4 separate regions of the Mus musculus genome follow, and all the other regions are linked to region 1. Evidence: chromatin loops called from intact Hi-C (ENCODE). Cell type or tissue: gastrocnemius. All regions are shown on one strand. Region 1 overlaps Tcf7l2 (transcription factor 7 like 2, T cell specific, HMG box). Region 2 overlaps Vti1a (vesicle transport through interaction with t-SNAREs 1A). Region 3 overlaps Tcf7l2 (transcription factor 7 like 2, T cell specific, HMG box). Region 4 overlaps Vti1a (vesicle transport through interaction with t-SNAREs 1A).

Region 1 (5,000 bases):
CACATTAGCCCCAGATGGAGAGCATGTGGCAACTGCCTGCCTGGAGCAGACTGGGAGACTGGTTTTGAATGCAAGCAAGCATCTTGGAACAGTCTGGACTGCGGGTTGTTTTGTCAAAACCGTCTTGTTTTTGTCTAGCACATCTCTCTTCAAGGAAGCTTAGGAGAGACTGCTTCTCATACCCAAAGACGGCCACACATGACAGCAGCCCCATGGTACAGACAGAAAACAAACAAGCTCAGAGGACATGGAAGAACTGATCTAATGATGGCTGGTCAGTAGTTTTAGCGAATGAATGAAGAAGAGGAGGGGAGGGAAGAGAGGGAAAAAAAGACAAAGAGGAAAAAGATAGGGAGGGAAAGGAAGAAGATCGGAAACAGGAGGAAGAAAGGAAGAAAACGCCATCGAGCCTGCCTCAGACCTCTCAGGCTCCCTCTTGTACCCTTCCCTTAAGGATGTCCGGTTTGTTCACCCTGTCTGAATATGTCACCCAGCCAGACTCCCCACACTAATGCTAAGGCAATAAATGAACTGAGGGCAGCTCAGTGGGCTCAGGACCTTGAAAGTCAGCATCGTCACATAGCCAGCTAACCCCAAAGCTCAGCTCCCCTGGAAACACGAATGAAAACCTGCCTTACCTCTACACTGGGGGATGTAACACAAGCTTTAAATCGCATTTAAAAAAAAAAATCTAAGTGTTATGCTATGCTGTCAAGTTATCTATCATGAGGTGCTATGGAGATTAGAGTGCAGGAGCTCTGTGTCAGAAATCACCCTCCATTTCTTTTCAGAGTCTATCCTAACTCAGAGAGCTCTTGGCTTTTTTTTTTTTCCCTTCTGTAGCCCACTCACTTGGCAAGATTAGTCTGCAACTGGGACACACACACACAAAATATTATCATCACTTGGGTAGTATGTATAAATATCAATATTGATTTGGATTTTGTCTCTTTAAAAGATTTATTTTGGATTATTTAAATATTTATGTGAAGAAGTATTCTGTGAGTGCATCTGGTACCTGAAGAGGTCACAAGAGAGCATCAGATCCCTGTACCTGGGGGTCCTGAGGAGCCTTGGGCAGGTGCTGGGTCCTCTGTAAGTACAGTGTTACTTTTAACCACTGAGCCATCTGCCCAGCCCTCCCCCCCCCCCCGGAAGTTATCTCTTTGACTCAATGCTTAGCTTAGCCCATGTTACGTTTGCACATTTGCTTCTAGGTTTTATAAGCGACGAGGTAAATGCCTGGCATGGATACACAACATTTTTAGCTGTTTTCCCAAGTATAAATTAGGTAAAATATACAGATGCTTAGGGGTCAAGAGCCAGCAACCAGACTCCACTTTGCCTTCACTATAATTTTGAGGCAGCCAAGCTTGTCAGAAAAAGCACTTTTGCAACCAATGAGGTATGTAAGTTTAAAACATGCTTACTGCTGTGCCAAGTATAAATATACAGAACTAGTTAAGCACTGGTTAAATGCTAAAAAAAGAGAAAAAAAAGCAAGAATTTATACCTAAAAACACCACTACTGGAATATTGGGGAGGGGAGATCCTAAAAGAGGAAAAGGAAGAGTGAGAGGCACTGGAGGTGGGAGAGGGCACAAGCAATGACTTCTGGGTAGACAATATCTTAGCATTGAGATTGCAAATTCTTTAAATACAACTCCTAAAACCGACTTCTTTAAAAAAACAATTATTCACACAGTGACGGGTTCATGAAAAAGGCTTGAGAACCTAGAAGGACAACTGAAAGACCACTGTCATCTGAAGAGACACCAGGCTTTTCCAAAGACAACCCTATAGAGGGCCATAAGAAATAAGAATTGATTTTTCTAAGAGAAGGGCTTCTTAAAGCCAGGGGAAGAAGCCAAGAATTACCATGCTTGTTAAGCAAATGTGTTTAATGTTTCCTGACATGTCTTCATTGGTTTTAACAACTGGCCCTTCTAAGCTTACAGCAAAGCCACTTTCTATGATGGTTTATCAGCATCGTCAAGAAAGAGCCATTTTTGAAAAGACTTCTTTTGATTCCACATTCCATCAGAACCATGGTTTAGGTAGAACGTTAAAATTATCAAGTGAATCGCATAAAACGACGCCACGTTCAAAACCAGTGAGTGACACGGCAGTTTGTTCTTACACGGGAGCTGGTTGAGAGTTTCCGCTTACAATGCTTAAGCCCTACATGGCTCTCTGCAAGGAAACTGGACATATGATGACCTTTTTGTACGCGTGTAGTCTGAATCTTGTATCATTTCCGGGATGTGAACACCTCTACTGTTCCTAATTTAAAAAAGGCAAAATTGAGGTCGCCAACAATATAGCCCCAAGACTCTAAGCTAACACAGTAAGTGAAGACTCCATGTTTGAACTCAAGCACTTCCTAGCTGCTCTTCCTAACCGTGTGTCTGCATCCCTGTCAGCCAACACAACCTGGCAGAGGGCTGCAGTGCAAAATGCCTGCGTGGCAATTCTAAAGCTAGGAGCTTCTATTGAACGCGCTGTGTTAAGTGATCTGTGCACACATGTAAACTTTTGGCAGGGATCATAGCAGGTCCTTTACTAACCGAGGGGACAGTTGGCAGGTATGGTACTGCAATTAATACAGATAAACCATCAATAGCCTATCTGCCTTTTGATTTTTAAATAAACAAAGGCTGAATGCTGTAATTAAGATCAGAAGTCCTCTGAAGGCCATATGGCCAAAGGGGAGCCGAATGTAAAGCCACCAGCAGGAATCAGGGAGTTTTTCGACTCCTAAGGAGGAAGAAGGGATTTTTAACAAATGTTTTCTCCCCTGGGACCTGGAGGACAAGTGACCTCCCTGCAGAAATGAGGTCTGGGGATCAAGACAGGAAAAAAAAAAAGGTACAATCTAGGTAGGAGCAGGAAAGGACCTGGTAAGCTGATGTTTGTAGGAAATACCACATGCATCCTGCAGGGGGCACACTGTGGCGTGTCCAGCCTAAGAGGACCTTGCCTGGCTTTTCTGAGGCCTGGTGCTTAGGGGACAATCCAACCCTGCAAATGCTGTGCAGTCGGCACAGTGGCTGGGCACACTGATGCCCGGGGGTCCCCAGAGTCTACTCCGTAATGCTTGGGAAACAATGACATCTCTATACCCACAATGGTCTCAGTGTGGGCCCCTCCTCCCACAATGGCCCCTTTCAATCCCCCACCATGAGCAATTGCCCCAAGTTTAACAGCCTGTGTTAGGGGGGCACCAGGCACAAAAGGAGGTGCTTCCAGGTTCAGTGAACATTTTACATCCATTCATCAGGGAAAAGACAAAAGCGACTCCCCACTTCACCTCAGGCAGGGCATCTACCCTACCAAAGAGCAACCTTTGTGTGACTGGGGGGCGGGGGGTGTCAGGGAACGCACTGTTTAAGGATGGTTGTGCAAACATGCTTTTGGATTATTTTTGTCTCCAACTAAAGGCATCTACATAAAAATGGGGTCCTTTTGTCACATAGGAAGGACCAAGCTGGACTTTGCGGGGGGGGGGGGGGGGGGGCAAAAGGCGTAAAAGCGTCCAAATAAAGATGGAAAAGGCTAGAGGCGGGGGCTCTAAATTACACTCTGGAATCTTTATTAGGAAAGTGGGCCATGTTTTCCTTTCCTTTACATTTTTATTGGGATTCACTGCGACTTTTATTACAGAATCTAGTGTTGGCTTTGTATACTGGCTTTAATTACTGAGTACCCTGCCAGCCACTCTTGACCAACACAGGCTGCTATGGGAAGCTTTCTCAGGACCCAAGCCTGCCTCTCCTCCTTGCAAGAGGAATCTGTTGGTGTCTTGACTCCACCAGTCAACAGTCAGTATTGCACTAGTTGATGAATGAGGCCTCAACTTAGTTGGTTACTTGAGTTACTTTGGGGACAGCTACAGAGCATACAAAGTGCTAATATTTGAAATAGTCTAAGTCATCCTTCCCTCTCAGAGTGACACCCACCCACCCCTTTACCCTGCCAAGCTGGATTAGTCATACTAAACATAGTCTGCTCCCAACCAACTCTTCAAGCTTTGGCAAGCAGGGCCCAGCTGACATTCCCGGCCCAGTTTAACATTACATAATGAGGACTTCTCTCTCCTTGTGGGCCACAAGTCAAAACAAACTTGCTGAACTCAACCCAGGGCATCAGCCTGCTTCCTGGTTACAAGACACGGGACTCTTAAGAGCAGAGTAGAGCTGTAAAAACCACCAGTGAACTCCAACGTGGTCAACAGCCTCTCAGCCAACTTGGTGATCTCTCTCCTACTTCCTCTCCCTGATGCTGGGGGTGAAAACTGTTCCAAAGAGTCCTTTTTCAGATCTCTGAGATGTTAACAAATCCCAGAAAGCATCACCCTAAAAGAATTCCCAAACACTAGGCCTTGGGGAAAGACAGAAGCAAGAACAAACTAATGTCCATCTCGTATAAATGGTAAGGGTGTGGTTTCTGTAGCCTGAAGCTCACAGCAATGCTCCTGTTTCAGCCTCCTGGGTGCTGGCCTTACAGGCATGAGGCAGCCTGTATGATAGGTTCAGCTAAGTGTTGCTAAAAGCACAGTCGTTGCTTGCAAGATTTCTAGTATTCCTTATGGAAAAGTCCTAGGCTCCTGCTTCCCGGTCTCCTTTCAGCAGAAATGCTTGGATTAAAATCCTCATGAGCATGGAAGCCCCTGAGGATCCCGGGCACCCAAGAAAAGTCATGATTTCCAGAGAGAAATATGTGACTTCACACCAGACACTGGATTCCACACATTTATCCACAGAGGACTTTTGGCTTCTGCACAGAACTTGGGTACTACTGAATGACATTCGAGTGTGCGGAGAACTGGGAGTGGCCGGGTCGGGTGGGAAGAGACGAGCAGGAAGGTGGATTTCTGCTGTGGGATGCTATGTGACCTGGTAACAAAGCCTGGGAGTCTTACAGCCCATTTGCTCTATCTGGGTCTCAGTTTTCAAAGTTTAGAAAGAGGCTGACAGAGTAGGGTCCTGTTGTGAGTCACC
Region 2 (5,000 bases), 460 kb after region 1:
TAACGTGGTGCTTATGTCTGAGACCACACACTTCCCTCTGTACCACAGGACAGACTGCAGCATATTCTTCTATAAGTACTTTCAGAGCTATGAAACAGCTACAAATAAGAAAGATGATTAAAAAGATCACTTCCAAATATTGAAAAGCCATCCATTCACTTTGAGATTCAGTAAAATATAAATACCAATCTGGCACTGCCTATGATAGATCGCTGCTCATATAAGTATCAATTTTTTATAGTCTTTAAGAAAGACTGTTTGTCTTTCTTTTCACAAAGTTTCACATGCTCTAGAATCCTTTCCAGAGGCAGTTCACCAACCCTTGGGGAAAAGTGGTGCTATAAACCTGTGGTGACGGCTGGATTTGTCAAGTCATCACTACAGACAGCATCTACAGAGTCTCCCACATCTTATGTATGGACAATCAGACTCCACAGATTTAACAAATCAGAGACTCACAGTGTCCATTACCCAACTTGGTAGAGACTACATAATAGTTTTGGTTACATGAAAAAAAGAAATCACTGACTCTCCTCCACAGAAACACTACTGATGTTGTGTATCAAGTATTCACTATCAGGAAAATATTTCATTATATAAAATACTCTACGAAGAATGGTTAGCCCATGCTCTATACTGCAAACTGCCCTGTTAGTTCTAGTTCAGTTGTTTGAAATCATAGAAACAAATATAATCAACAATGCATCTCCATGTACTATTTCTGTAGTAAAATAATACCTGCCATCATGTACATGAATTCATAAAATTCTATCCCAACAAGACATACTTTATAAAGTAAATTATGTTGTAACATTTAAAGTAAATAGTATGCTACCTTTGCAAAAAAAATGTTATCCAAAAAGCTTTGCAAAAAATATGCTATAGGTCCAAAGAATATGACTTCATTTGTTCTTAGAAACCTTTTTAAAATGGTGAACTTAGGTATATTTCTATCAAAGGCAAGTCAGCCTCCATCTAACTAGTAGGGGAACACCCAACTGACAGACACTTCTCCCCATCCTCCGAGGAGGTGCGTGGGTAATGATGGGTGTTCTGGGGTGGATGTTAGAACTGAAGCAAGTGAAGGCTGGCACCTGGGAAATCCAGGCACAGTCACGTGTGCCCATAATACTTGTGGCTGTTTGCCGTGAGATAATTGTAAATCTCATGTTCTCATTTTCATTTACAACCTCCAGCATCACCACACAGGAGCAGCTCCCATTGCACAGAGGATGACTCTATTACGTGAGAAAACAGAGGTTTTCAGAGTCTATCTGTGCAAGGAAATGACTGCAGAGCCCTTGGTTCAGAACCTGCCAGCTTACAAGACAGATGAGGATGACATTAAACCCACAGAAACCCTTGGATTTTCTCACACTTTTGACAAAAGTATTGGATTACTCTTCAGACTTCCTTTCCAAATGATAAAAGCTAAGAAACATTAGAAGTGAAATATAATTGGATCTTATTATTTTAAATCTACTCTTTTAACTTATGCTTGAATCAATGAATGCAACAGAGACATTATTACAAATTTCATGGAAATAAAGGAAGAAAATACAATGCAGCAACAACAGCAAACTAGTTCTTTCTTATATTTGTTTTAAATCTTGCATTAGGAAAGAAAAAATATTTGACTTCAGATTTTTATGCAGACATGCTAAATAAATTTCAATATAAAATTTCTAAGTATATTTTTACATTTAGTATATTTGACATTTTATAGTTATTTTACTACTTAATTTTAAGTAATCTTTAACAGTTAAAATAACTTCAGGCATTTAGATTATAAATATTTTTTAAAGAGCTAGGTTTTAAAAATGTATTTACTTATATCTTTAGAAAATAATGAAAATATGTGTTCTTTAAAGTATGAATTTAAAATTCTTAGAAAAGCATCTTAAAGTCTGCAAAAGAGTCATAGCAAAATATCGTCTTTAGCTACAGTAAGTAAGGTACCGCACATTAGAAAGGACGGGAGTCATCTTCACTCCTGTGCAGGAGGAACACTTTGCTGAGTGGTGGCTCAATGGCGCAGCCTACGTGTTGAGAAGTGTAACAACGAGGAAGAAGCAGACTGCAGCAGGCTTGGCTCCCAAGTTCTAAATGAGGGCTTGAAAGCAGAATGTGGCTTTGGAAAACCTCACAGGCATAGGAACCGTCTGTGCGCTGTAACTTGCACTGCCATTCTTATAACTATTTAAAGTAAGTGAAAGCAAAGATTAATAAGGCAGAAATAAAAACGATTATCTTTCATTTTTGAATGGCTTCTGAATAAATGAACATTCTTTTCCCTCCACTTAAAACACAAACACACACACACACACACACACACACACACACACACGTACGGAGGCATACTGTTTTCTGGCTAATATTCTTTAATAGCTTATGTGTATTAGATTAGCATGCAACATTGGTGTTCATGATACCGTTCAGGTAGAATTTCCTTAAAAATTCCAAACATAAACACTTACAAATTTTAGTCATGAAATCATTCTAATTTAACAATGCATTTTGCTGACTAAACAGATGCCTGCCGATTTACGGTCCAGGTGATAGGAGGGCTAAATAAGATCTCTTCTGCTATCTCAGATACGAACTTGATAATTACATTAACTTTCCTGAATTCCTTTCCTCTCCATATAGCATGGCTCTCAAATTGAGTATGGAGGGATGTTTTAGCCGAAGGCACTATAGTCCTTTGTCTCCCACAACCTGATTAAGGGAAATACAGAAATATGTATATTTGAAATATCAAACTAGCCAGTTTCCACAGAACATATTTACAAACACCCAATATTAATATTATAGTGAGAGAAAACTCACTGAAACAAATTTCTTTAGGTGTGCACTAAAAGCCAGCATTCTAGTGTGTCTAATAAATTCCCTTCCTTGTTATTTATGTATTTTTATCTCTTTTAAAAAGCCAGGAGCCATCTCTGAGGAAAGGCCTCAGCACAGAGTCCCAACTCTCCTCGCATCATGCAGAACTGACTGTTAATTCTACCACTGAAAAGGGCTGTGTGATTAAAATCTGAGCTCGTTCCTCTTCTCCATTATTGTAAAAGGGGGGTGACCCTGTAAATTTACTCAAGCTGTTTAAACACAGAAGACGTGCAAGCACTCAGAGGCCCCGTGTCACAGGCTGGGGACGATCAGGAAAAGCTGCCTCAGTGACACTGCAGCTCAGACGCTTCAACCTCACAATATGAAGGGTTTTTAAAACTGTACTTCAATCACGCAGCAGAGGTCTCATCAATGTGACATGGACTCCAGGAAAACAAACTAGCAGTGGAAGCAAGTACGATGTGCAGAAAGGCAGGCAGCCTCTGCGCTCACTACTGATATGTGGGCTGGTTTTTTTTTTTGTTGTTGTTGTTTTTGTTTTGTTTTCTGTTGTTCTGTTAGAAATCAACGAATGTTGAATAAAACTAAAACAAAAGCTACTGAAATGCTTGGTTACTTATGATTTAATTCCAAGAGCTCTTTTCATTCAGTTAACAATTGTGGTTTCTCTCTTCCTCTCTCTTTCTCTCTCTCCCTCTCTCTCTCTCTCTCTCTCTCTCTCTCTCTCTCTCTCTCTCTCTCTCTCTCTCTCTCTGTACTATTTTTGAGATCTATTCCACCCTATTATTTCATGAACCACAGTTATTTTATTTTTCTCTTTAGTTGACACTGTAACCTCTTAGTGTTTCAAAATAAACCTGATGGCCTGTTATTCTTGAACATTACATTATGAAAGATGCTACAACTCACAAAGCTGCCCGTTAAATGTGGAAGCTCAGCTCACCCCCTTACCGTTTGCCTTACAAACAAATCTTGCTGGCTCCAAACCTTGCACTCTCCCTCCGGAAGAGTGGTCAGTCCGAGTCTGAGGGTCACTCTGCTCTGAAACAGAGCAATGGGCAGGCTAAAAACAACCCCGAGGAACAAATTAAAATTAAATTTACCCGTAGGTCTGCCTTCAGGAACTTCTCAATTTGTGTAAAAACATATGGGTGCTAATTTAGCATGAATATATTAAGACCATTAGAGACAGTAGTCTCTCATTGTTGGTCTCCAACAGTGGTCAATGACACCATTTTCTGCTTGCATTTCCTCGGGCCTTTTAATGCATCTTTGTTTAGGCTCACAAGCCTAGTGGCCAATGTAAACATGGTCAGTGACACATTAGGGCTGGAAAGCCAGGCCAGTGAGCAGACCTCCAGAAGGGCCATTGGGTCTATTGCCAAGTATGCAATGAGGCTACATCCCTGAAATGCTAGAGATTACTTTTTTATAGAGAGAGATGATAAATGAATTAGTCTCTTAAAATTTTCTCAAAATTCTTTGTTTTGCATACAAAGCCCATCAAGGAAAAGGCGGTCTGGAAGCTGAACTTTGTGCTACATGGGTTATAGACTTTCTTTGTGGTCTTGACGAGGGATTGTACCTTAGCTACCGTAGTTCAAGCGTAAAAATACTTTGTCTGTAACACTATATACTGTTGCTAGTGACCCTCTAAATCCTTGAACCAACTGTGTCTTCTGGTGTCACAGAAGATAATGCCAATTTATTGCAATGTGTGGCTTTTTTTTTAACTGATTAAAATTAAGCCGTAAGCACGTGACAATGGAATTAGCACATTTGGAGTCTGTTTTCCCACATCCCATTTTGTGCCAGTGTGGCTGGTCCCTGCAACTCTACGCGGGTGCAATTTTAATGACTTTGCTGTGTTTTGATGTTCTTAGGAAAAAAGCCCGGCTTGGTGTTTGTGGAGAAGGTAGATACGGCGGCTGAAGAGCTGTGATTGGGAACATGGTGACATCGATGCTGCTTTCCGATAGGATCGGTGTCATTTTCCTCTCAGCGATAAGACACCTCCACTGACAGTGGCTGATTAGGGGAAATTTTATTATAAAATTCACTTTTATCGAATGAGGAAAGAGTGATAAATGGTTCAGCCTCAGGGAAGGAGCAGGGACACATTCCCCGTTTCAGATCCCCCTTCCCCTCTC
Region 3 (5,000 bases), 98 kb after region 1:
TCTGGAGAAGGGTCACATGTTCATGCCCAGTAGCCTTTATCTACTTATTCACCCCAGAGCAACATTGAGAACTCTGAGAACATTGAGAGCTCTGGAGCCAGGGATCCTGTGGTAGATTTCCTCTTTCCCAGCCTGCTTCCTGGAGTCTCTAGACACCTTAGCCATTCTTGGAAGGCTGTGTAAGGGTAAGAGTCATCAATACAGGGCCAACAGCTATGCTAAGTTCTCGGAAAGTAATCATGATTTTACCTTGAAAACCGTTTTCCCAATGGAGGAGTAGGAGATGGGATAGAAAAGATGAATAGTTAAACACTCCTGGGGGCTCCGAGCTACACCCTACATCCCTGGGAATTGAGGGTACAAGTCAGTAACTCGTCTACTTTCACCGATGTTCTTAGCATCCTGAGACAAGGAAGGAAAAGCTAGGCTAGACATTCCCTGCCTTTACAGGGGTGGGGTGGGGGGGGAAGCATCAAGGGGAGGGGAGGGAGACATAAAGAAAGATGTGAAGGCTCAATCAACACTCTAGGAAACCAAGGAATAGACTCAAGCAAAGGAGAGACCCGGGGATTGGATGTCTCCACAGACCTCTAAGCCTGCGTGAACCAACACACAGGCAGTGGTGGGCTTAGGAGACATGTCGCATCACAGAACAGCCAGATGAAAGAAATCTCTCTGAGCTTCCTGGCACAGAGTGAATCCCATGGGCTCCTCCCAGGCGCCAGCACGCACGGTGGGGGTCTCTCTGCTCCCAGTTCCTCTTGCTCCCTGTGGCCTGGGTATCTGAGGAGTTGCATAAACTAGGAAGGACAGCCTCCCAACCGCATCGTGGAAGCAGAAGACAGCAACAAACCACCAAACACTAGCCAGTATCCAGTGACTAAGAACCTCTTAGCGCCTGACTTAGTGGGCAGCTGTGCTTTTCCGCTGGGGAAAGAGGAAAGCCAAACTTGGACTGTACTAGATTCCTCTCCACCCCAGACAGGAGCCCAGTTTTCTCAATCTCCTCCCTCTATCCCTGCACAAGTCCTGAATCCTCATCTATTCTCAGATAGTCTTTCTTATAGGACTGTCTGCCATGCCTGCAAATCTTTCTGGTGGACACAACCAGCCCCACCTGTCTATTGCCTGCATCTTTTCTTCTCACCTTGAGAGGCAGGGTGGGATAGGGAGGGAACAGGGCTTTTCTTTGCTAACAGCACCTAGGCGATTATTTTACATCCAGAATTATAAATTACTGGGGAGATTGAGTGTGTGTGGGGTGTGTGTGTGTGTGTGTGTGTGTGTGTGTGTGTGTGTGTTGGCAGCAGGAGGGGGTGTTCAGCGAAAGCGACAGAGGCGATTTCCTAATGAGCAGTCTTATCTTCTCGCCATTTCTGACACTTTTTACTGTCTTGCCTAACACAATCGGGGCATCACAGAGCCAGTCTAAAAGTTTGGCAGTTGCTCAAAAAAGTTAAACATGATTATCACATGGCACAGCCACTGCGCTCCTGAGAAGGCACACAGGGGACGGGAAAACACATTTGCATGGGAAACTTTGCATAAATGGTCACAGCAGCAGCGGCATTCCACAGGTGAGTGAGCAAGTAAGCGTGTGAATGAACAAAAGAAGTCTGGTACAGAATGGATCGTTTGGCCCTTAGAAGACACAAAATACAGACAATGCTGCTCCATGTATCAACCTTCAAAACACTAAGAAAAAGAATCAAAGCACAAAAGACCGCATATCCAGTGGGTCCGAATGCTCATAAGAATGTCAACAACAGGCTGGCAAGATGGCTTTGTGGGTAAAGGTACCTGCTGACAGACAATGCAAACCTGGCAACCCAAGCTAAATCCATACACACACAGTACCTACGCTAAGACTGAGGGGGAAACTAGCTGTGCTACACCATCTTCTGAGTTCTACGGGCGCATCATGGCGTGTTCACCTGCACGTGTACACATCATGCAGGGACACACCATGACAAATAGATAATTTTTAAGGCAACAGGTAAATCCACAGTCTGTGCCAGGGACTATCGCACGCGGTGGGATGGAGAATATGGTTTGTAGTTAGATGGCTGCACAATTTTGAATAGACCAGAATCTACTGCAAATAGGTGGGCCCTCTGGTCTCTCTGTAACTTCATAGAGCTGTTACGGTCACAAAAGAAAAGAAGGAACACATAGCTGTGGGTTCCTCCTATCCATTCTCTGATCAGAGTCAAAATGCTTGGCAGGAAAAAATTCCAGGTACCAGTGAGTCCAGGTGTGCCTGAGGAAGGCACAGAGGCCCCACTTCAGGACGTAGCGCATGGCCAGAATGTCACATTGCTGATCAAGAGATTTGCTTCGCCATACAAGGTGGGCCCAGAGCGCAGGATAAATCTCAGTTAAGAACAAGGTAAGAGGAACACGACCCAAAAGGAAAGCAAACAGAAAACATTCAACGGCATGCCATAACGCTCTGGTATCTCAGAGTGCTCGATTCTGAACTCTGGTCTTTGGGATGCTCCAGGGGCCAGATGCCCAGCACCTCCTCCCTGAGTCTAGCACTGTCTCCTCCCAGGAGATCCACGCTTTGGCAGAGGAAATGCAACCTTAGCGCCCAGCGGGCCTTGCTGGGCAGGCCGCACTGCTTCTTGTTCCAGAAATGTTAGCCCAGCATTCAGGCAATTGGCAGGCAGCTGGAACTCGAACCCAGGAATCCCAACGCCCACAGATTCTCACCTCCAGCTCCAACAAAGCTCCCTTTGTGGGGCTTGGGTGTCTCCCAGAGGGCATATTTCCCTCCCAGAGCTGGGAAGCAGAGGCGAGGGTGGTGTGTGGAATGGCATCTATGCTACTGACACAGGTTTCTCTGCTTTCCAGGTTGCCCAGTCCCAGTACCTGAGGGAACGGACGGGGCAAAGCTTGACATGGATACTGTGACATCAGGACCTAGACCAGTCACACCTCTGCCCCCTCCCCAGTCCTCACAGCCTCTGAATCCCAGGCCTGAACAACAGGCTGCCTGAAGCCTGCATCCTGTCTGGGCAACAGAGCCAGGAGAGAGTGGAGCTCTTGTTCAAACATGCTTTGAGCCTGTGAGGGTACCCTCCAGAAATGCTTCTAAGTTCATTCCAAGCAGCCTATCTCCATGCAGGTCAGCTCCAGCACAAAGCACTGTAACATCCTCCCTCCTTGGGGTTGTCACCTGTATGCTGCAGTTCCCTAGGATTTCCTGAGACTCAGAGGATAGACCCATAGCCACACTATAGGGGACCCAGGGGCAGAGCCCCACTCTTCTTCTAACATGATTTCCCTAGAAAAGCACAGGAAGGGAAGGTGGGCTGTGGCTGAACATGCTGAATATCCACCAGAGATGAAGCAGACTATACCACCTTTGCCCCCCAGAGATAATGCTACCCTTGCTGTGCCATCCTGGAAGAGACCCATAGCCCTGTCACAACCTCTGAGCCTGTCCCATTAGGTAGCAGGAAAAGACTCTATGACACTTCTCACCCTGTGGGAGGGCTTGCCCACCTGCTGAACCTCTCAGGAGCCTATGATAATCTTGTCACAACAGACACTGTAGTAGAGCATATATACCAGCAAAATCTCTCAAACCTTCCACTTCTGGGTGGAAGAAATTAAGTTCTGGACGTGCTAAAGGAAGTGAGGTGGTCTGGACTCTTGGACTCACGGCATGGCTAAAGGTTCTTAAGCATTCCAGAAGAAAGCCACAGAACTCATCTCAACAGGGAGACCTTTCAGGAGAGGGTCAGGCTTAGGAAACGTTTGCCCAGTGCAAACTAAATGGTTCCAGGGTCAGTGGCTGACCACACACACAGTGAGGGTTCTATCTTAAGCACCACAATAAAAGACTGTTCAGGCCTATCTCCGCGATGCCCATCACCAACATCCATCAAATTGGCTCCTTTTGGTTCCTAAAACTACCCACTAAAATAAGGGAGAAAACATCACACCCATTTAAACAATCAGATGAACTAACTCAATGACTAACAAAACAGAGCATCTGGGATTGTGGGGTCAGCAGTGCAGTGTGGGGGAAAGGTAGGAGAGAAAATGAGAGAAAGCTCATCATCTGAGCTAGTCTGGGAATTTGTATTACATAATTAATGTCCCCATCCCTATCGATACACACCCAGTGCCTTGGAGAAAGCACCCTTGTGAGCCTGAGGCAGGAGTCCTGAGAGGCAAGCCATTGTCCTGACACAGTTAGCGACAATGCAAATGACCTACCAAGAATAATCACTTCTGCGTGTGCCAACCTAAACTTTCATTTCTCTGTAAGAGATGCCGGGCTTCAAAGCCAACAAGTTCACAGAAATGCTCAGGGAAAGAAGGAGGAGAAAGAACGAGAAGAAAGCCCGGCCGTCTGCCTACCACCCCCACTACACATCCCATCCATTAGAAAATACATTCCTCAATAAATCATAAGGAAGTCCAATCTGCAAAGTACCACATCACGCTAAGAAAGTCAAGTCGCCCCCTCCGTAAGACATCATCACAAAAGAACTTGGATCTCCGTGTCCTCGTCAATTCAGCTACCACACCTCAGCCCAAAGAAAATGAAATGCTATCACGCTGCTGTGTTTTAAAGCAGTGTCCGAGAAGGTGGGAAAGGTTACCCACAGCAGGCAAGGACTGCCGTCCTCACCATAGCAACGCGCCTGTTTATAATATGGTGTACCTGCATCAAAGGCTCTGCAGACACTCAAGGCAAGCCTGGTGCTGCATTCGAGCCCGAAGAGGAAGGCACAAACTCTCACGAGCATGTCAATGAAAAACTTCCCATTACAGGACATGCCACAATTATTAGCACCATCTTTTTTCCTCCTCTCCACCCAAGTAAGAGTAAAGGAGAAAATGAATTCAGACCGTGTCTAAGGCAGAGTGGAAACCCAGCATGTGACTTTCTAAAGTGGTTTGGTTGTTTCTTTTTCTGCTGGGCAACCCCACAGGCAGAGATGGAGAGGAGGGTTTCTCGGAAGAGCTGGGCCTGAGGCTGA
Region 4 (5,000 bases), 330 kb after region 1:
GAGCATCTTCTCACTCCTTCATCAGCCGACAGCTCCACAGAGAGCACGCCTGCCTAACTGTGCTCTTTAGCTTTCACTTAGCTCGGCCCACACATTCAGACCAGGTTTACCTTTTGCACAATTAGTCACTGCTTCCTAATCAATGGCAACCGTGCTTTGGGAGACACGGGTCAAGTCATGGAGCAAGGTGGCCCATCTGACCTTGAGACTGTCCTGGGCATTGAGGAAGTCACCCTGTCACATGAACACACAGTGCATGCCTTCTTAGTTACTAATTAGAAAGCCAGCATAAGATTTCAGTCCAGGCACCCAAGGCAATCTATGGCCCAATCTTACCACAGAACGAAACGCCGGATGCAACTTCAGGTGGCCAAGCTCCGGACTCGGTTGTGGTCCTGCCCCACTCAATGCCATGCATTCAAAGAATTCAGTTCACTATAAACCTTTGAACACCAGGGAAGCAAGCAGCCACTGTTGCTGAGGGCTTAGTTTTCAGTCAGGCAGGATTCCGCTGGTGTCCCATACGGGCCGGACTATGTTTTGGCTTTACCCAGCACTACTCTGGAACAGGATTTCTTCTCTCATCTACTTGCCACTTGATTCTCATTGGCCTGTTTTCCCCATTGCTCCCTCTCCTTTGCCTCCTGGCTTCTCGTAACTGACAACCTACTCTTAACTTCTGCAAGACAAAGCCTTCTAATTTTTAAGACTCTTTTTATGTATGTATGTATGTATGTATGTATGTATGTATGCATGTGCGCCGCATGCATGCTTGGGGGCTGAGGAGGCTAGGAGAGGTGTGGGCGGATTCCCCGAACTGAGGACACACACAGTTGTGAGCTGCCATGTTGTGGGTCCTCTGAGAAGCTGCCAGTGCTCTAACTGTTGAGTCATCTCTTCAGCCACCACCCTCCCCTCACTTCGCAGTGCTGATTATTCACCTGGCTGTGGAGAAGTGTCTTTGCTTTATGTCATCCATCTGTCTGTCTGTCTATGTTGTAATCCATCTGTCTGTCTATGTTTGCTTTTGCTTTCCGTGATTTGGGGTCGTAGATGGTAAATCTTTGCATAGCCCAACAACACTGAGCGGTTCTCCTCTATTTTCTTCTAATGTTTCATGGCTTTGTATATTACTCCTTCTCAGTTGATGATGAAAGACATGGTCTAGTTTTATTCTTCTGCATGTGGATACCCAATTTTCCTCAGAAACATTTGCTAAAGAGACAGTCCTTTTCCCAGTGTATGCTCTTAGAACACTGAGTGAATATTTATTAGCATCTATAGTTTTTGAAGCCTCTGATGATTTTTGCCAATAGCCAGAGCTGAGGGCTACTGGGCTAACCTGACACATGTTTCAGAAAGACTCCATAAGAATAAAAGAAAACCTGGCATTTCTGTAAAAAGACATGGCACCTTGTAGGATTCCCATCAAACTTATGTGAACATGAGACCCTTGTACAAAAACATGTGTTAACATAGATGGAAACTGCTTTTGGATCTCCACGGAGACCAGCAATGAAGGCCGATACCCTTGCTACACTTTCAAGCAGAAAGCCCCACACTGTTAACTGTGCAGGATAAAGACCAAGCCTTTCCTCAACAAGGATAAAGAAGCAGCTACCCCATGTTCTCAGCAGGGACAGATGCCCGATGTCATAATTAAAAGGGATCTGACATGCTACCTAACACACACACACACACAAACACACACACACACACACACACTCTCATCTGCTCACACATGCTCAGTTACGAACATACATGCTCATACATGCTTACTTACACACAACTACACATGTTTATACATGCTCACACTCTCACACACACGCTCATACATGCTCAGTTACAGACATACATGCTCATACATGCTTACTTACACACAAATACACATGTTTATACATGCTCACACTCACACACACATACACACACGCTCACACATGCTCAGTTACAGACATACATGCTCATACATGCTTACTTACACACAAATACACATGTTTATACATGCTCACACATACACGCTCTTACATTCATACACATACTGACACACATATATACTCACTCACAAACACAAATACACATGCTCATATACGCTCACACATGTATACACGCTCTTACATATATACATACACAAACACTCTCTCACACACATATGCTCTCACATATATCCTCACACTGACACACACACACACACTCACACATGAAGCCCTCCACGAGCATCCTCTCAGTGAGCTGTCCAACCACGAGGGACCTCATTCCTTCACAGGACAACACATTTCATTGCTGGGCAGATCCAGTGTCTGTTATGTTGGCCACGAAGCAGCCTCCCTCTAACCTCTACTGTTCACAGCTCAGTGATTTGGCTGAGCAGCAGAAGCCTCCCTTCTTCTCGACGAGTGCCCCTCGGTACTCTATTAAAGTGGGACAGGGAACACCACTGTACACACAGGACGGTACAGGAGCCAAGCGACGTAGATTTGAGCTGAAGCCCTGGCCCAGACTTTCCGGCATGACAACTAAAGTCCCTTAGGCCTGACTTTCATCATGGTTATAAAAACTGCATAAACACAAAGACAACGGAAAACTGGTGTTCTTGTGAACAGTGAATTAAAAGTGTAAGTCAAGTGCTTTACGACGGCCAAGCACAGTACAAAACATACTTGTGAACAGCGAATTAAAAGTGTAAGTCAAGTGCTTTACAACGGCCAAGCACTGTTCAAACAAGTTGATGCTTTAGTAGTACTTTAAGGTACAATATTTCTGTTTGAGCAGCTTTTTGGCCAGTTCAATCCTGTGTTAGCCTTGTCTGCGGAAGCTAGGCTCATTCAGCTGCTAAGCTAGAAGTGAACACTGTTCACGAGAGCTCCACAGCGCCCTCTATCTGCCTCTTGCTTCAGCAAGCCAGTGAATTCCAGCACTGTTGCAAGACCGAACGGTGTGCAGATACCACCTGCTGACTTGTGACCAGGAAAGATAAAGAGTAGCAGTCCCAGAACAAGGCCTGGTCTAGAGTCTTCTGTTCACTACGTAGGCGGCCTTGGTCAGATTTGCTTACCCCAGGTTCCCATACACACGAGGAGAGAAGCAGGATATTTTACATGGTATCTATTAAAACAAAACAACACGCGTCAAGCTCCCAGCAGGATATTTTGTTCATTTGACTGAAGGGTATTTTAACCAGTGTGGTTTTTAAAAAATTAGTGAAAATCTCTTTGAAAAGTCTACATTGTCTTCTAAAACAGTGGGCTTCACCTACATGGAGACAGCGTTCCAGTCAGCGTCAGTTCTGCATGGGACCCACGTACACCTCCTCTTAGGCTTTCCTGTCTTTCTGTACGTAGGCTCTCTGGTCTCAGCCTCATTGTGCTGCCCAGGCTGCCTGCCTCTCAGTGCGTAACCTTCCTGTCTCTGTGGCCCAGCTGCTGGCATTACAGGTATATGTCCTTGTGTTTGGCCAGATAAGCCAATCTTCAACCGTGTGTGATTCCAGACCACTAGTAACCGTTTTACTAACAAAATTGGCAAAATAAAGTTTTAGAAGTAAATTGATTCCTGGGAACAATTTGGTTATTCTGTAATTCCCAAAAGCTTCTACTGTAAAAATAACATCTTTAGTCTGTGTACTCATTTGAAAGTCCCTCCCTGTGAGGGGTGCATCTGTGTCCAACTTGGTTCTGTAACTACATTCCTGAGGTCAGGGAACAGAATTTGTAAAAACTCAGAGAAACGGATACATCTCCAAAGGAGAAATACAAATGGCAGCAAACACAAGAGAAGATGCTTGCCATCATTTAGCCATTGGAGAATGCCAGAGCAAACCACGAGGCTTCCCCATCTGTGCCAAGCAACCCTAACAGAAAGACAGACAATAACAAGTGGTGGGAAGGAAGTCAGGAAGTCAGAGCCCAACACACAGCTGCTGGGCCGTGAACCACAACACTCCCCTCAGCACACAGCTGGCATTTCCTCAAAAGTCAAGCAGAGGAGGTACCGTTATCACTTAGGATTCTATTCTTAGGTACACAGAAAGGGGAAATGCAAACATACATTCACAAGAAAAGCTTTTCAACAACATTATTCATTATAGGCAACAGGCGGAGACAACCCAGAAGTTCACATCTTGGCAGATAAGCAGATGAATAAAGCTTGTGAGTATACTGGTAAAGTATGTATATACGCACATGCACAGTATAGGAGAAGGCTACTGGCCAACCAAAAGACACTTGGTATTAACACACGCCTCACCATGGATGGCCCTTGAATTCATTATGCTAAGTGAAAGAAGGGAGACACAAAACGGCCCATGATGTTTGACTCTGTGCATGTGAAATGACCAAAACAGTCAAACCTATAGAGACAGAGGAAGATGGGCCATTGTCAGGAGATGGGAGGGACAAGGAATATTTTCTTTTAAGGGTGATGAAAATATTTCAGAATTGACTTTGGTGGTGGTGGTTGTCTGACTAAGCAAATATGCTAAGAGCCAGGGAACTATACATCTAAATGGGTGGGTATGTGGTATGCAAATCATATCTCAATAAAAGCTATTAAAAACTCAATAGAGGCACACAGTCATTAAACTATAAGACTCAAGGATCAATTAAATTTAAATCAGAGTGCCGAGTACATGTGTGTGTCTATAATGGCATCTTATGTGGATAATTGCTTTATATGTTCGATTGCTTTAAACCCATTTTTACATTTATATTATTTTTCAGGAGCAGCTGAATTTTAGGGAGGTAAATAATAAACAAGGCTATTGTGGCTCTGGAAATGACATTCTTTTATTTTACTACCTAGGATTGACTCGACGGTGTAAAATGCTATTAGGAGAAAGAATGGCCAAGTCTGAATGAGAGCATGTATTTCATCGTGAAGATAAAAGTCTTTCTTCTCTCTAGTGAATACAGGTAATTTCAGAAGCAGCGACTCCTAATTATTCAGTGTTGAAAAGCTAAAAAAAAAAGGTTCACATTGAAAACAGTGACCTCCAGTTTGCTCTG

The links. Peaks named below come from ENCODE experiments on the same cell type or tissue, not always from the same donor. Only the 100,000 strongest peaks of a DNase experiment are listed, where the experiment ranks them.
Region 2: it touches region 1 in a loop (2.4-fold over the local background); 14 of 42 quality-filtered maps call a loop at or near these places.
Region 3: a loop joins it to region 1, with 2.0 times the contacts of the local background. A loop is called at or near these places in 2 of 42 quality-filtered maps.
Region 4: a loop joins it to region 1, with 10 times the contacts of the local background. A loop is called at or near these places in 12 of 42 quality-filtered maps.

What each region holds. Positions count from the first base shown.
Region 1 is chr19:55,875,786-55,880,785 of GRCm38, reverse strand. All of the region lies in intron 5 of Tcf7l2 (transcription factor 7 like 2, T cell specific, HMG box), which reads right to left. Among named protein-coding and RNA genes, the nearest start is that of Gm52391, 60 kb to the left of the region's middle. In gastrocnemius, a CTCF peak has its summit at 2,939 (motif pointing right); a DNase peak (open chromatin) is centred at 2,965; H3K27ac peaks cover 2,556 bases.
Region 2 is chr19:55,411,288-55,416,287 of GRCm38, reverse strand. The region is part of intron 5 of Vti1a (vesicle transport through interaction with t-SNAREs 1A); the gene reads right to left. Among named protein-coding and RNA genes, the nearest start is that of Vti1a, 98 kb to the right of the region's middle. In gastrocnemius, a CTCF peak has its summit at 2,010; DNase peaks (open chromatin) are centred at 2,034 and 4,205.
Region 3 is chr19:55,777,691-55,782,690 of GRCm38, reverse strand. All of the region lies in intron 4 of Tcf7l2 (transcription factor 7 like 2, T cell specific, HMG box), which reads right to left. Among named protein-coding and RNA genes, the nearest start is that of Gm31734, 37 kb to the right of the region's middle. In gastrocnemius, no CTCF peak of the experiment used is centred here; a DNase peak (open chromatin) is centred at 2,614; H3K27ac peaks cover 1,296 bases.
Region 4 is chr19:55,543,604-55,548,603 of GRCm38, reverse strand. The region is part of intron 7 of Vti1a (vesicle transport through interaction with t-SNAREs 1A); the gene reads right to left. Among named protein-coding and RNA genes, the nearest start is that of Gm41871, 160 kb to the left of the region's middle. In gastrocnemius, a CTCF peak has its summit at 2,894; a DNase peak (open chromatin) is centred at 2,874.